2 separate regions of the Homo sapiens genome follow, and region 2 is linked to region 1. Evidence: chromatin loops called from intact Hi-C (ENCODE). Cell type or tissue: ascending aorta. All regions are shown on one strand.

Evidence for each region. Peaks named below come from ENCODE experiments on the same cell type or tissue, not always from the same donor. Only the 100,000 strongest peaks of a DNase experiment are listed, where the experiment ranks them.
Region 2: a loop joins it to region 1, with 5 times the contacts of the local background. A loop is called at or near these places in 5 of 110 quality-filtered maps.

What each region holds. Positions count from the first base shown.
Region 1 is chrX:109,533,121-109,541,120 of GRCh38, forward strand. It overlaps NXT2 (nuclear transport factor 2 like export factor 2), which reads left to right and starts at 3,724. Exons shown (of 4, transcript NM_001242617.2): 1 at 3,724-3,901; 2 at 4,925-5,011. The coding sequence starts at 3,887. RefSeq lists enhancers at 3,705-3,904, 4,195-4,254 and a silencer at 4,035-4,084. In ascending aorta, no CTCF peak of the experiment used is centred here; DNase peaks (open chromatin) are centred at 3,451, 4,011 and 4,369; H3K4me3 peaks cover 1,683 bases; H3K27ac peaks cover 1,536 bases.
Region 2 is chrX:109,843,755-109,851,754 of GRCh38, forward strand. No RefSeq gene overlaps it. Among named protein-coding and RNA genes, the nearest start is that of ACSL4, 110 kb to the left of the region's middle. In ascending aorta, no CTCF peak of the experiment used is centred here; DNase peaks (open chromatin) are centred at 926 and 3,737; H3K27ac peaks cover 1,630 bases; H3K27me3 peaks cover 452 bases.

The DNA.
Region 1 (8,000 bases):
AATGTAGGATTACATTTATATGAAATGTCCAGAATAGGCAAATACATAGAGACAGGAAGTAGATTGGTGGTTGCTAGGAGCTGGGGTAAAAAGGGAAGTGGGAAAGAGGTTTCTCTTCGAGGTGTTAAAAATGTTTTAAAGTTGTGCAGTGATGCTTGAATAACTGTAAATATACTAAAAACCACTGAATTGGTTTTTAAATTAGTGAATTGTATATGTGAATTATATCTCAATTAAACTTTTTTTTAAAAGCACTATTTGATGTGAACACTATGGTTACCAATTAAGGAGCTCAGAGGAAGGAGTTGACTGCTCAGATCACTTCCCTGGTTGTTCTAGATTAGTTCTTCTCAAGTCTTGAGCAAGGCAAAGATTCAGATGGGGATGTTGGTAATTCCCAACAACATTAATTCCATTAGGTTTACACTTGATCAGAAGATCTGGCTGCACAGCACAGCCTCATTTAATCCTACCTGACACAATTTATTGCTCCTTACAGTCTGTTATCCCAGGGTCACCAGCCATCTCCTAAACTGTGCAGATAGATGCCTCTCAATACCTCATATGTTATCTAATCTGGACCCGCCTCATACTCTCAAATAAGTGGCTGCCTAATTTCCTCTGCCATGGGTAGGAAAATAATGCTCCTCAAGCAGGAACTATATGACAGGCACTGACTCATTTAATTCCTAAAGCAATGCTGTGAAATATGTACTAATATCATTTCCATTTTACAGATCGGGAGTATGAGTCATGGAATGGTAATTTTGCCAAGGTCACAAAACTAGTCAGTAGCATGATTAGGATTTGAGCCCAGACTGGTGCCAACAACAATGTGCTCAATCAAAATGCTATGCTGTGTTCCAAGAAAAGCTCTTTCACACCCTTCCTAGTCATTCTTCCCAAGTTTTATACATTTGCAGTTATCTAGTGAAGAGCAACTCCGTGTCTTATTCACTTTGTTTCCATTTGCATCCCTCCCCCTCCATCCAACATAGTTTTCATATCTTTAAATTCACTGCTCTGACAACCAGAGCCCATCATTGGTTTCTATATTATCAGTTTACCCAGTCTCCTACCTTTGTAGCACAATGTAGCAATTTCCACTTTGTAGCACAAAATTCTGTGCAAAAATTCAGTGCAAAACTGAGCTCCCCTCCACCTCTAACTCAGCTGTCCCTTTCCAGTACTTCAACCCTCCCATATTTTTCAACACTATTTCCCACACCAATAGCCATTCTCATAGCCATTAAAGAGCTCACAACAGTTGGGGTTCAGGGGACATGAAATGAGGGAAGACTTCATAGGGAAGATCGCACCTGTTCTGGTCCCTGAAGGGCAGGTAGAAATGGAGGGAACATTCCAAAATAAGAATATATAAGTAAATGCATGAATAGCCAAGTGTCTAAAAGCAGACTTTGGGATTTGAAAGTTTGGGACTGAAATCCCAGGTCCACTAGCTGTATCATCTTAACCAATTTACTTAACTTCTTTAAACTTAAGTTTAAATTTTTAAAAATCTAGATAATAATGTCTGCCTTTCTGGGGGTTGTGAGGATTGAATGAAATCATATAAAACACAATCTCTCAATCAAGAAAAACAATCACCAATGAAGTAGTAAACATCAGTCATTCTTGGCAAACAGTAGTAGTTAACTTTGCCAGTGTTGGTGAATTTGGGAGAATAGCCTGGGAAAATAAATTCAGATCAGACCAAGGTAGGTATTTAAAGATTATGAGAATTTGGAAGAAAATAGACAATAGAGTTATCAAAGTTTGTGTGGGAGGAGAGAATGAGAGGGGGAATGAGAGGGGGAAAGAGAGAGAAGTGGGGGTGAGAGAGGGAGGAGAGAATGAGATGGGGAAAGTGAGAGAAGTGTGGGGGAGAAAGGGAGGGAGAGAGCCAAGAAGAGCGAGGGAGAAAAACGAAGAGGGTTAGCCGGACGTGGTGGCTGGCGCCTGCAGTCCCAGCTACTCTCCTCGGGAGGCTGAGGCAAGGGAATTACTTGAACCCGGGCGGCGGAGGTTGGCAGCGAGCCAACATCATGCCACTGCACTCCAGCCTGGGCCACAGAGTGAGACTCTGTCTCTAAAAAAAAGAAGAAGAGGAGGAGGAGGAGGAGGAGGGGAGGGGAGGGGAAGAGGGAGAAGGGTTGCTATAGGGAATGGTCAGAACTAAGCAAGTTACTTAGTATTTCTTTGTAACTCAATGTTATGTTTATTGTCTAGCACTCTCATTACACTTTGAGCCTCACAAGGATTCGAAACATGCCTATTTTATTCACCACTCTATATACAGAGCCTTGCACAATCTTTGGCACATAGTGAATACTTGATAAATATTTATTGAATGAATTATGATGAGGAGGAGAGCGGAACCAAAAAAATAAAGATTCCGAGAATTCAAGATAGGTGACTGGGAGAATATAAAAGTTTGGAAGTGCGGAGGAAATAATGAGTTTAAATTTTGGACGTACAAGTTTGAGAAGCCTATAGTGCAGTCACGTTCATGTTTAGCAAAATTATTATGTGTAATTGGAGCTCAGATAAGGGGTGGGGGCTTGGGATAGGTTGTTGAGATTCATTAGCATACGAGTAGCAATTTAGATCACCCTGAAGAAGGGAGGCTTTAAAAGGGGGGATGCACCGGAAGTGACGCCAGTCAGAGGTTAACGGAAAACGGAAGCTGGCTGGCTGAGAAGAAGCTTCCGTTAGTCCTACCTTGAAGAGAAAAGAGCCAGATAAAGAGAAAGATTAAAAGTATGAGAAAATACAGAAGCCACTGGTCTCAGGGAGACAGAGAAGGATACCAAAGAAGAAGTAACTATTATGAGGGGCCACACACCAGCCACTCAAGGTAAAACTACGACATCTAATTAATTTGCCATTTAAATCAGAAGTCATTGGCGGCTTTGGGATGAGAGGTTTTTAAGGGGTGTTGGGGAGCAAAGCCACATTGCCATGACAGTTATATTGCTTGAGTTTGAATCTCAACTAGTTTGTGACCGTAGGCAGATTTTACAGTCTTAGCTGTAAAATGAAGATGATAAAATAATAGCAATTACCTCAGCATTGTTATAATAAGTGAATATATGTAAAACTGATTAGAAAAGCACCTTACATATAGTCAGCACTCGACATTTTAGTTATTGTTAGAATACCTTGCAGAATAAATAGCCCTTAAAAGATGGTGAATAGCACTGTAAACTTAATTTTTGTTGGTGTCCGTGAGACATTTTAAAATGCCAGAATGGAGAAACCAGATGAACTTTTCCTGTTCAATGTGGCTGGGTTAAAATGAAATAGTAATTTTAGGCATACTGCCAAAACGTAGTAATTCAGTGAGGATGATCCTTCCAGAACGTTCCAGAATGCTAAATTGTTCACTAGTCACGCACGCCTTTCCCCAAGCTCTGCCCACTTATCCTATAGGCTACGGAATAGTAGGTCTCCTCGCATTTCTAATTGGTCTTCAGAGGGCTTTGGCTCCGCCTCCTGGGGCAAAAAAGTCCCTGTAATTGAACACTTTCATTTTTGCTTGTCCCCAGGCTTGTCGTTAGAAAAGTAGGGGACTTTCCTGTTGAGTATCATGTTTACAAAAGCAAAGTGGCTTTTAAATTTTAAACTAAGTATCAAACAAGTAGATAAGGTGGATGGGAGGGATCTTCAGGAACTGAAGGGAAGTGGAACTTAAGGTTGGAACATCGGTGTGCTTTTAACGACGGACCGAGCTACTTCCGGGAGAGAATGGGAGGGTGGAAAATTTTGTGCGTTTGGCGGGTTTCGCTCTCTTCATAAGTATTGATCATTCCGCAGCCCTGCGGACCGGACACGTGAGGAGGTAGTGACGCCGACACTGCCAGAACACACTGCTACAAGGTCCCAGATGGCCACGTCTCTGGTGAGTGCCTGGGCCGTGGCAGGACGGCTGGGCGCCGGACTCCAGTGGCTGAGAGGAGGGATTCCGGGGCGGTCTGGCTGCTGCTCACGTGGATAGGTGACGAATCACGTCCCGGCTCTCTGCACTGCGGGGCGGGGCCCACGCTTTGCTGCCCGCCCTGCCGGCCCCACCCCCAGCCTGGTTAGCAGTCGCTTTCTGATCCCGGAAAGGACCCTGAGCTGGGAAATAGCGAGAGGCGGGGATGTTGGGGTTTGTTGTTTATGGCTTGCAGTTTCTTTCTCTCGATTATCTTCCTCTCTAAAAATCACTTTCAGTCACCTGACAAAGAAACTGGCGATTCATTGTTCTTAATTTAGTAATAGACTGGGCCCCGTACATGAATGAGAAGGAAGGTATTCCTTAATTCTCCGGCACGAACGCCAACAGCGTTGCTTTCTTCGGTGTCACAGTTCTTAGGCAAACAGCAGTGAATATTTACGCAATGTGGGAAAGTTTCCTAAGTGGAGCTGCCGGTTTTTCAAGTAGTTGAACTACTTTCGTGTGTGTGTGTGTGTGTGTGTGTGTGTGTTTCCCATTCATCAACTTTGGAGTTTGGCTCTAACACCTCACTTGAAAACAGAAAACAATTTCCTAGCTTATTCAGTGGCAGTTTTTGCCGCTCTCTCTCCTTTTCTAAGGTTCAGGTGGTGTCATTTTCATTGCCGTGAATGTTTGTAAAATATTGAAAGTCTAAAGTGCTTAGTTGCCAAGAAAAGATTATAAATTTATATGTGGAGACTGAAAAAGACTCAGATTCATTGAGAAGATTATGTCCTAAAGACATGCACTTAAAATTAGTGAAAAATTTTAAAATTGCAAACTTCAGAGTCCGGCCTTTAAAATGTCTGAATTTATATGAAAGAATGTGGACTGTATATAGAGCTACATAGTGGTTGAAATAAATCATCAGCTTCTGTCAGTGGTTTTGTGTTTGTGAGGGGTTGAAAAGGTTGGTAATCTATACTTCTGGAATTTTTCTTGTAGGATTTTAAAACTTATGTAGATCAGGCATGTAGAGCTGCTGAGGAGTTTGTCAATATTTACTATGAGACAATGGATAAAAGAAGACGGGTGAGTGTTATAGACTCTACTACTCTTTATAGACTACTACTCTTTATTAAATACCAGGTTGTGTCTGGAGCCAGCGTTTCATCTGACTTGCATAAGTGGTAACTGTGGATTTACTCTTTAAAAGCAAATTGCTCAGGGAAGGATTGGTATGGCATTAGTGGGAACATGGGCTCTGGAATCATATCCCAGGTTTACTTTTACCTAGTTCTTTGACCTGGAGCAAGTTGCCATTTTCCCTTAACCTCATTTTATTTTCAGGTTGGTAAGTATGAATTAATTAAAATACCGCACTTAACATTAGGCCCAGCATATTTTCTTAAATATGTTTCCTTTTCTTAGTTCCATCAATTAACCAATATGGTTAAGGTATTATTAGTGCTAATGAAGGGGTGGGTCATTACGGGGAATATTTCCTGATTCGCCCCTTTTATTTCATATATTTATAGATAATTTCTGATCATGGCTCAAAAGTATAGCTTACACCCACAAAAAGTATGCATGTAGCATGGATAATATTAAGTCCTCAACAGACCGAGATTTCATCAGCTTTTTCATTGCAACTTATCCCTGCACCATATCTTTTACGTAATTATGTCAGTATGTGGTCAAGTGAGTCTTGCCTAGGTCTCTTACCAGCATAGAACTGTGCTTTGGAGAACTACTTCTGTCCTGCAGCTGCAAAAGTTAATACCCTATCTCTAAAAACCTATTTTTTATATAAAACCCATTTATTAAGCATAGGATTTTATATATATATATACTTTAAGTTCTGGGATACATGTGCAGAATGTGCAGGTTTGTTACATAGGTATACACGTGCCAAGGTGGTTTGCTGCACCCATCAACCCGTCATCTACATTAGGTATTTCTCCTAATGCTATCCCTCCTCTAGCCCCCCACCCCCTGACAGGCCCAGGTGTGTGATGTTCCCTTCCCTGTGTCCATGTGTTCTCATTATTCAACTCCTACTTATGAGTGAAAACATAACTGTGTTTGGTTTTCTGTCCCTGTGTTAGTTTGCTGAGAATGATGGTTTCCAACTTCATCCATGTCCCTGCAAAGAACAGGAACTCATCCTTTTTTATGGCTGCATAGTATTCCATGGTGTATATGTGCCACATTTTCTTTATCCAGTCTAACATTGATGGGCATTTGGGTTGGTTCCAAGTCTTTGCTATTGTGAATAGTGCCACAATAAACATATGTGTGCATGTGTCTTTATAGTAGAATCATTTATAATACTTTGGGTATATACCCAGTAATGGGATTGCTGGGTCAAATGGTATTTCTGGTTCTAGTTCCTTGAAAAATGGCCACACTGTCTTCTATAATGGTTGAACTAATTTACATTCCCACCCACAGTGTAAAAGCATTCCTATTTCTCCACATCCTCTCCAGCATCTGTTGTTTCCTGACTTTTTAATGATTGCCATTCTGACTGGCGTGAGATGGTATCTCATTGTGGTTTTGATTTGCACTTCTCTAATGACCAGTGATGATGAGGATTTTTTCATATGTTTGCTGGCCACTTCTTCTTTTGAGAAGTGTCTGTTCATATCCTTTGCCCACTTTTTGATGGGGTTGTTTTTTCTTGTAAATTTGTTTAAGTTCCTGTAGATTTGGAAATTAATAGATTGCAAAAATTTTTTCCCATTCTGTAGGCTGCCTGTTCACTCTGATGATAGTTTCTTTTGCTGTGCAGAAGCTGTTTAGTTTAATTAGATCCCATTTGTCAATTTTGGTTTTTATTGCCATTGCTTTTGGTGTTTTAGTCATGAACTCTTTGCCCATGCCTGTGTCCTGAATGATATTGCCTAGGTTTATGGTTTTGGGTGTTACGTTTAAGTGTTTAATCCATCTTGAGTTAATTTTTGTATAAAGTGTAAGGAAGGGGTCCAGTTTCAGTTTTCTGCATATGACTAGCCAGTTTTCCCAGCACCATTTATTAAATAGGGAATCCTTTCCCCATTGCTTGTTTTTGTCAGGTGAAAACCAATTTTTTAAGGCAAAAGATAAAAGAAGTTTCTTGTACTGATATTTGATGTCAGGGAAAAGGGTTGTGACAATGGATGTTTATTGTGCCTTGCCTTGAATGTGTATTGTACCTTACTGCTTTCAAAAAATAAAGTAGAAAAAAAAAGACAACATTGTTTATTACCAGTGTCAATATATGTGTTGACCTTTTTTTTTATTTTTATTTATTTATTTTTTTTTGAGATGGTGTCTCACTCTGTCACCCAGGTTGGAGTGCAGTGGCGCGATCTTGGCTAACTGCAACCTCTGCCTCCCGGGTTCAAGCGATTCTCCTGCCTCAGCCTCCCAAGTAGCTGGGATTACAGGCAACTGCCACCACGCCCGGCTAATTTTTGTAGTTTTAGTAGAGATGGGGTTTCACCATCTTGACCAGGCTGGTCTTGAACTCCTTACCTCATGATCCACCCGCCTCAGCCTCCCAAAGTGCTGGTATTATAGGCGTGAGCCACCATGCCTGCCTGGCCTTTTAACCCAAGTTACATTATAGAATTAAGCTAATAGTGTGTCTTGTGACCCCAGAGTTTTAACTGTGGAATTTCTGCCTCATTTGGGCCTTAACTTATTTGACTTATCGAAGTCTCTGCTTTAGCAAGTACTCATGATTCTTTTGAACTAAGTACACTAATAGAGTAGTACTATAGCCGAGCATGGTATGACATGCCTGTAACCCCAGCTACTTGGGAGGCTGAGGCAAGAGGATTTCTTGACCCCAAGAGTTTGAGACCAGCCTGAGGCAACAGAGCAGGACCCTGTCTCAATTTTTTTAAAAAACAGAATAATTTTTAAGAAAACATAAACCTCTTCTCTAAAAAGTGGGAGTAGTGAACTAATTCTTTCTAACACATGCAAATATTAAATGTTTCATATATATATATAGCCACTAGCATTAAAGGGTACAGGTAGGGCTTGATCAAAAACTTTGTTAATTCTCATAATTACAAAAGGAAGACACACT
Region 2 (8,000 bases), 310 kb after region 1:
TCTTGTGCACCAGAGGTTCTTAACCTGGGGCTTTGGCGGATCCTTGAGGTTACATGCAGAACTCTGTGGGGGTTTCTTTGTGTTGATGAATGTGTGCACATTTTTCTATAGAGAGAAATTGTTCACCTTTTTGATATTAGCTGGGTTATCATGATACTACTTCTTATTTTTGCCTTTAGCTATAACATATTTTCCGTCAGTGCAATTAAGATATATGTTTCTGGCCAGAATAGTGCCTATAAAAACAATTGAAAAAAAACATAGAAGATGTAAACTTAACACTCTCTAGAATATTAGGCTGATACCTGGATCCTGTGGCTCAGTAAGAATAATTTGTCTCACTGTATGATTCCATATCATATCTAGTTAGGGAAGAAAGAAGATGAACCTACACCTAAAAATCACCTACTATGTGCTGGGCACTATCATTCATCTATTAATTCAACAAGTGTTTATTGAATGTCTACTATGTTTACATACATTATTATGTTTTCTAAGATCCAAACAATCAGTATTATTTCCCACATTTTATGGATGAAGAAATGAACATTCAGAGAGGTTCAGAGTGAGAGTAATTAATTGCCAAAGTTCAAACAGGAAATGTTAGAATGGAGTTTTGAACTTTGGCCTTGCCTGACTCAAAGCATGAGTTACTATCCTTAACTCCATTTTACAAGTAAAAAGACTGAGGCCTGGGGAAGCAAAATAGGTGACGCAAAGTCACAAGTAACAAGGTGGTGGGAAGTACCTTGGGCTGCCCCAGGCTTCTGTTCTCTGGGTAAGACCTTCTGAGGAGCCAGCACTCACAGCCTGTATTTGAGGCTCTTCCAAGCACCCTGGCACTGCTCAGATTGCCTTTTCCAGAGCAGACATGCCTCTATGCACTTGTTTCCAGGGGAACTGAAACTATTAGATTACAGGCTTCTCTGGCTAAAGTGACAAATGGCTCCTCCAACCAGCCAGCTGCCTTACTGAATCTTCCAAGACAGACTTTCCTAACAGAACAAATGCAAAAAAAAAGTCAGCTATTTGTGACATTATTGTTCGACTTCACATTTTGGCCTACCCCCAGGTTGTGACTGAGAAGTCTGACTTTTGGCTACCTATTACTGGTTTGTAATTGATCATTCTCTCCCCTTTAGCTGCCCCGTAGAAACCTTAGTCAGTGTTTAATGTTAGTTTCTTAAATTAGGGCTGCTTTTGGTCTAAGTCATTCCTACTCACACTACATCTATTAAAGGTTATAGGCCTTGAGATCAAAGCTGTAATGAGTAGCATGATGCTCCAAGATTGTTCATGGAAAGAAAACAAGGGCAAATGCTTCAGGCTTTCCCTGAGAATATGTGAAATGTATGTTGCTTCAGAGATCAGACAGAAGTCTTAGCCCCCAACTTCTAGAGGCTAATGATGAAAGACCTGACATGACATCACATACTCTTAGGGTCGGAGTCACATGGCCACACCCACATCCACACTTCTACCGTACCCATGGTAAGAGTGGGAGCACCGATGCTCTTCTGTCCCATACATACAATGGCACTCCTAATCTGCCCAGTGCTAGTTCTCTGTTTGTGCAGTTCCCTGGAGTCTTCTGCTTCAGTTATCCAAACAAAATTTCGGGAGAATGAGAAAATAACTCTTGCTTTTTCACTTCTTAATATGAAATGAAAATGGTGGGAGTTGTTGAACAAGACCTACAGATAGTCTGCCTAGGACCCTTTAGCTCCAGAAGAATAACCTTGGGCCTCAGGAGAGTTCTAAATCACATGGAACGAAAGAGGCAGGGGTTAGACATTTCCTGGGCTGAGGACATCATTGGTACTTTCTGGAGTTTTGGCCAGTTACAATTTCATTACATCACCATAAGAATACCCTACCTACTCTACCATAAACTTTTAGACTCTAAGATTTCTCAGAATCATCACTATATTCACAGAACCGTTGGGTATACTTCGGGCTTCCTTGGAAACCTGAACAATCCAAGTTCATCCCTTGCTAAGATGACAACCTTGAAAAACCCAGATTCATCTACTTCCAGAAGCCTATTGTACCAGAAAGTCACACTTTGGATGTGGTCAGGGCTTTTGCTTTTCCGGTGATTACAAATTCCAACCTTCTCTACCTCAGCCCTCATGGTTATGATCATTGCTCAAAGTAGCTGGTTGACAAATCCATATGCATATCATTTGACCAGGCCCTTGCTTTTAAAATTAAGTGTTTCCAAAACTCATGCGAACTGTGACCTCCAATGTGCCCGTGTCAGGAGGTGGGGCCTAGTGGGAGGTGTTTTGGTCACCAGGGAATATCTTTTATGAATAACTTGGTGGTGTTCTCTTGATAGTGAGTGAGTTTTCACTCCAATAAGACTTCATTAGTTCTCATGGAAATGAATTAGTTCCCAGGAGCATGGGTTGTAATAATGCCAGGACATTCCTTTAGTTTTATCTCTTTGCATGAGTCCACTTCCCCTTTGACTTTCCCTGAGATGGTTTGACCTACCACGCGGCCCTCATCAGAAGCTGAGCAAATGCCGGCACCATGCTTCTTGTACTTTCCAGCCTGCAGAACCTTGAGCTAAATAAACATCTTTTAAAAATAATAATAATAAAAAAAAGGTGTTTGAACAACTTTAAGGAAAGATGAAACCCAAGGTCAGTCTATACTTCTCCAGAGCTATGTTTACTGCAGAGACAGTAGGGGATGTGGTGGGGGTGGGATTAAGATATGATACCTTGAATCTTCTGGAGATTTCTTCAGCATCTCTGAGGGACTTGACTTAGTAGTAACTGGAGTATTGCATTTCATCCTGGCAGCCTCCTGAAGATTTGAATGGCAGGTAAATAGAACCAAGTTCATTGTCTAAACATCATTCTTCAACTCCATACACACTCATTATGTGTCTTCTAGGTACAAGACATTGTCTGCTGAATAAAGGTCTGCAAACATATTTGTTCTCACATTTTTTGGTAGTCTGTCTTCCTTTACTGCTATTTCTCATGATCAGGCTAGAATAGATAAATGGGATAATATCCAGGATGTGCAGGGAAAACCCAGCTCAACTTTCTGCTCAGCATGTGACTCCGAGAACATTCAATGGAACTTACCCAGGCCTCGTGGAAGAGGTGGTACTTGGTCTAGTTTACAGGAAGCTTTTTAGCTGAATCGTACAGTAAGTGAAAAAAGCATTTTTCTCTTGAAAAGCCAAGATTTTCCAAACCCAGATATGTATATGAGAGTACTTTTATCTATGGCTCTAATAACATTATCTTTCACCCATCAAATGCCAGAATAGTGAATTTTTTCCTCAGATAATTGCATATCTAAATGTTAAGTGTATGTAACAACTCTTAAATATGAATCTAACATTGATATGTATTTACCAAAGACCCGGGAGATGTTTCACTAGAAAATATGAACCTTAAAGTTTCAATTCACATCATTTACTCAGTTGGCAAACAGAACTTAGAGTTGAAAGTGAGGAAATCAGGGATTCTGGATATGCCAGAGACCAGAGTGTCTTTTAAGTAGAACATAGTAAGATAGGAAGTTGCCCAGCTTACCTAATCCTACTATTTTGCCAAGACAAGGATCTCCTTGGAAAACTAGGGAAAAGTTCAAATGACATCTGGGTAAGGTTCCTGTAGGAGTTCATTCTTTGCTTTCGTAAGCTCATTGTGCAATTGCATAATTCAGGAGAGGTGGCTGTTGGAGAAATGTCATGGGGCCTTACTAAGTGTGTGTCGGGGGAGTTCTACTTAGTGTACCCAGCCCAAATTCCAGGAAGGAAAGATGCCTTTAGTGAAAGGAATTCCTTTAACATGTAAGCCTAGACTTCAGATTCAGAGAAAAAAATGAGTCATGAAACAGTGTGGACTAGATGCTACTGCAGGGAATCCTGTACGATCACTTTTGCTCTGACTGTGTGAATGTGTTTGTGTGTGTGTGTGTGTGTGTGTGTTTGTCTGTGAGAGAGAGAGAGAGAGAGAGAGACACTCCTTGGTGTGAGGACAGAGGAGCAGAGAGAAAGAGATGTCCTTGAAAGGTGTATTCTGTGTGTATGTATGGAGCACCTCACTTTCCTCCTTACTTTCTCCACTTTTACTTACCCCCATCTTCACCTCTAAGCCTAACCCAGACAATCATTTAGAAAATCCAACCCTGAGTCACTTGGAAAGCAGTCCTTTAAGGGAATCTTTAATGCAATCTGTGGCTCAGACCAATTAGTCCGTTATCCCTGGAAACATGGCTGATTCAGAACACTTTGCTAGGTTTTTTGACTCACATCTTTCAGTTTAGCTCTTGAGCGGATAATAATACTCAAGGCCCAGAGACAGAAGCTCAGGCCCATGGGACTGTCTGGGCACAAAGGTAGTCAAGGGATTGTTCATCTTCTTTATCCATCAGGGTCCAGAAACTAGCCTCCTCTCTATCTGAAACAACTAGCGTCTGTGCCAGGATATTCTTCATTGGTATACCACCCCCAGTGAACTGTGGGCCCCACGTGCATCCCCGCAAAAAGAAGTATGTTTATTTAAATTGAATGTGGTAAATAAGCATGGAGGAGAGACTTGGAGACCAAAGAAGGTGAGGGGCTCTCATGGAGTCTCATAGAGCAAGAATAGGGAGGATTTAAAGGAAGGAGATGGTGCCATATCTAAGCAGCCCGCCTCAACTTAGCCACTCATTTTAATGTATTCATGAGTACATCGATCTTTTTAAACTCCTCTGAGTAAAGGCTCCAGCTTCTTTGTCCTTCCCTGCTCCCCTCCACCCCCTCCATCCACCAACCACCTGGTCTCTGGTCTCCGCTGCTGGGTGGGAACTCTCAGAGTGCAGGGTCAGGGCAATCACCCCATTAGCCATACCCTGGGGACAGTCTGGGTCACTGCCCTTTCAGAAAGATTTGCCTAACAGAAGGGGAGGGGTTGGAGGAAGAGCTAGAGAAAGGCATAGAAAGAGATTAAGGACACAGGAAGGGGAGGGGTTGCCATATGGCATAAAGGAAGCATGATTAAAAAGATTAGCTGCTGTTCAATCAGAGAGACTTGTGTGTGGGGCAGGGGACACGTTAGAAACCTAGAGAATCACAAAGAGCCTCGTGGAGTGAACAATGAATTTCAAAAGAGAAAAAAGAAAGAATGCCTTTTAAGTTTATGAGGTGATTTTAAGCCAAATCAAGGGAAGTCTGATTTTATGCAGTGGAGAGAATCCATTACCATGAGAAACAGCACAAGCTGGCAATATAAGTCACATTCCCAAAAAAGCACAAAAAAAGTACTATTAATAAACCCACAATGGAGTATTAAAGGAATGGTAGCTGACATTCAAGAGGCCAATTCATCCCTTGGAGGCCCTGTGAAAGATAGACTCCTGAGCTGAAGAAGGGGGCTGATCCAGCTTTTTCCATTTTTAGGTTTTTGGGCAATGTAGGGAAGAGCTGCTCTCATTTCCAATACCATTGATCTCTACATGTTCCCCCTAGAGAAGAATCAACCTACTAAAAATGATATTTTCTAGATGTCTTCTAAAGATTTTGCAAATCAGATTTCTACAATCTACCATGTTATAAATAATTTTGAATTTGGAGGCATAAACAACAGTTACACAAATATCCTAGCCCAGGTTGTAAATGTAATTAGACCTAAGGATCAGAATAAAAGTGGAAACCTACGACACACTTCAATTTTGCTAAAGTGAAGGGAAGTATTGAGGCAATTACAGGGTACTTTGGGAAACTCCACGACAATTGAGAGCAAGGCTGACTCGGAAGATGAGCTGCTTTCATAAGGGTCACTTTTAGAAGCACCAAGGCGGTAAGTAGCAAATGGAAAGACAGAAAGAGGGACTTAGTCTCACCTTGTAACAAACCACACACACACACACACACACACACACACACAGGCAATGCCTAGCCTGTGAGAGTGATCAGAGCAGATATTCACTGAAGCTGAATTCTACCTTGTCACAGGTAATCCCAGAAACATGTCAGCCAGTCAAGAATCACCGGATGGCATCCAAATTCAGAATGGCCCCACACAGAGGCAAGATGTTTATGAGGCTCTTTTGGGGTTGACTGCACTACAACAAATTTTAGATGTAACAGAATAATTTAAAAATTTCCCTAGGGACTGCTTTAGAATGGATAGGACATTTTTTAATCACTTGAAGTTGCTGCCAAGGGAGACATTAAAAATGGATGGATCGTTTTGGGTGATTTTAAGGAACTGGCAAAGGACCTGTTGAAAGCATGACTTTACTTTGCTCTTCAGATTCATTGCCAAGGGTAATGACATTACTTTTGCTAGGGGCAAAATCAGTCAGCTTCAGTAATTGTGGCCAGGCAAGCTGCTAGCAGCAATGCCAGAACATTGTTGCTGAAAAAATAGAATTTATATTAAGAATTCCAGGAAGTCAAAAGGTTTCTGGGTAATGTATAAATCATAGAAAAATTTTTTATACTTTTCAGATCAAATGTTGCCTCTCCAGTGATGTAATAAATTCAACAGGCCACGAGGCCTTTGCGTCTTACTTCAAGCTGCTTTGAAGACCTAATTGTCCGTTTAACGATGTAATGCTCTATTTATCAGAAACACCCTCTCTGAAGCCCTTAAGGAATGACTAGGAGGAGGGGACCTCCATCCTTGAATTAGAGCTATTAAAGAGCTGCCTTCTTGTGATCCAGGTACTTTCTCCTTCCAGGAGGGGGTCCTTGCTCTTCATAAATGCCCCCTGGGACTGTTTTTTTTAAGACATGGTCTTGCTCTTTTTGCTCAGGCTGGAGTGCAATGGCACGATCTCTGCTTACTGCAACCTTCACCTCCTGAGTTCAAATGATTCTCCTGCCTCAACCTCTTTAGTAGTTAGGATTACAGGTGCCCACCACCATGCCCGGCTAATTTTTATATTTTTAGTAGAGATGGGGTTTCACCATGTTGGTCAGGCTGGTCTCGAACTCCTGACCTCAGGTGATCCGCCTGCCTCAGCCACCCAAAGTGCTGGGATTTACAGGCATGAGCCGCCAAGCCTGGCCTGCCCCCTGGGACTTTTGAAGTCAGCCTCCTTCCCAGCACCTTGTGTTACCAGGAACTTTATATTCACTAGAAAATGGATTTTTATTAACTTTAGGTCTTCTTGTCTGTCCCTGATGCCATCTTTGTCCCCATTAGCAACATGGATCCTTAAGCTAAAAAAAATTACTACTTTGTACATGTTAGTTGTGCAAAAATAAGCAAACACAAAAAAAGCACAAAGAGGAAAATGTTAAGTAACTATACATTCAACCACTACAAGATTATCTCCATGTACCACTTAATGGTTTTAATTTTTCCAAAATTCCACCTATGCCTTTTCATGCTTTCTTCCCCCTTGGGGTGGCAAGCTCCCCAGAGCCATCTCAATCTGATTCATAATAGTGCAGTAACTTCTGGTTATTAAAACTGGCCCATTCTGGTTCTGAAGACTTTGTTCCTTTTGTTTTGCAACTTTAATCTCTTATTTGATTCAAAGTTCTCCTCCTCCTCACTCCCTCTCTGTGCTTTTTGTCCCACTCCCTTTGTGGTACATGTGTACTTCTAGTGTTGGGGTCAGAGAAAGAAAGAAAACAATTCACCACTGCGAAGGCTATCATTTGCCACCTCCTCTCATCAAATCTGCAATTGGGCTGTCCCTTGCATCTTCTAGCTGCTGGCCTGTCTCTGCATTTCTCTGAAGCTTGTGCCTCTTGACTCCCTGCTGTGTGTATTTTTCTTGGGAGTAGGGTAGGGCTGGAAAACCCATAGCTCCCAATCTCCTCCAGGGCCCTTGTTTCCATACCTCTTGGACACCAGAAATTCAAGGAAAATATTTTTTGCTTCCTATTTACCTGGCAACTCCATCACCCTATTCTAGAGTTCTTGACCCATTTCCAGTGGCTCTAGGCCTAGTCTGCAAAGCAGGATTGGTGATTAAGCACAAGTCTAACCACTGCTGTTCTCTGAGGCCTCTCTCTAGTGGTGCACTGG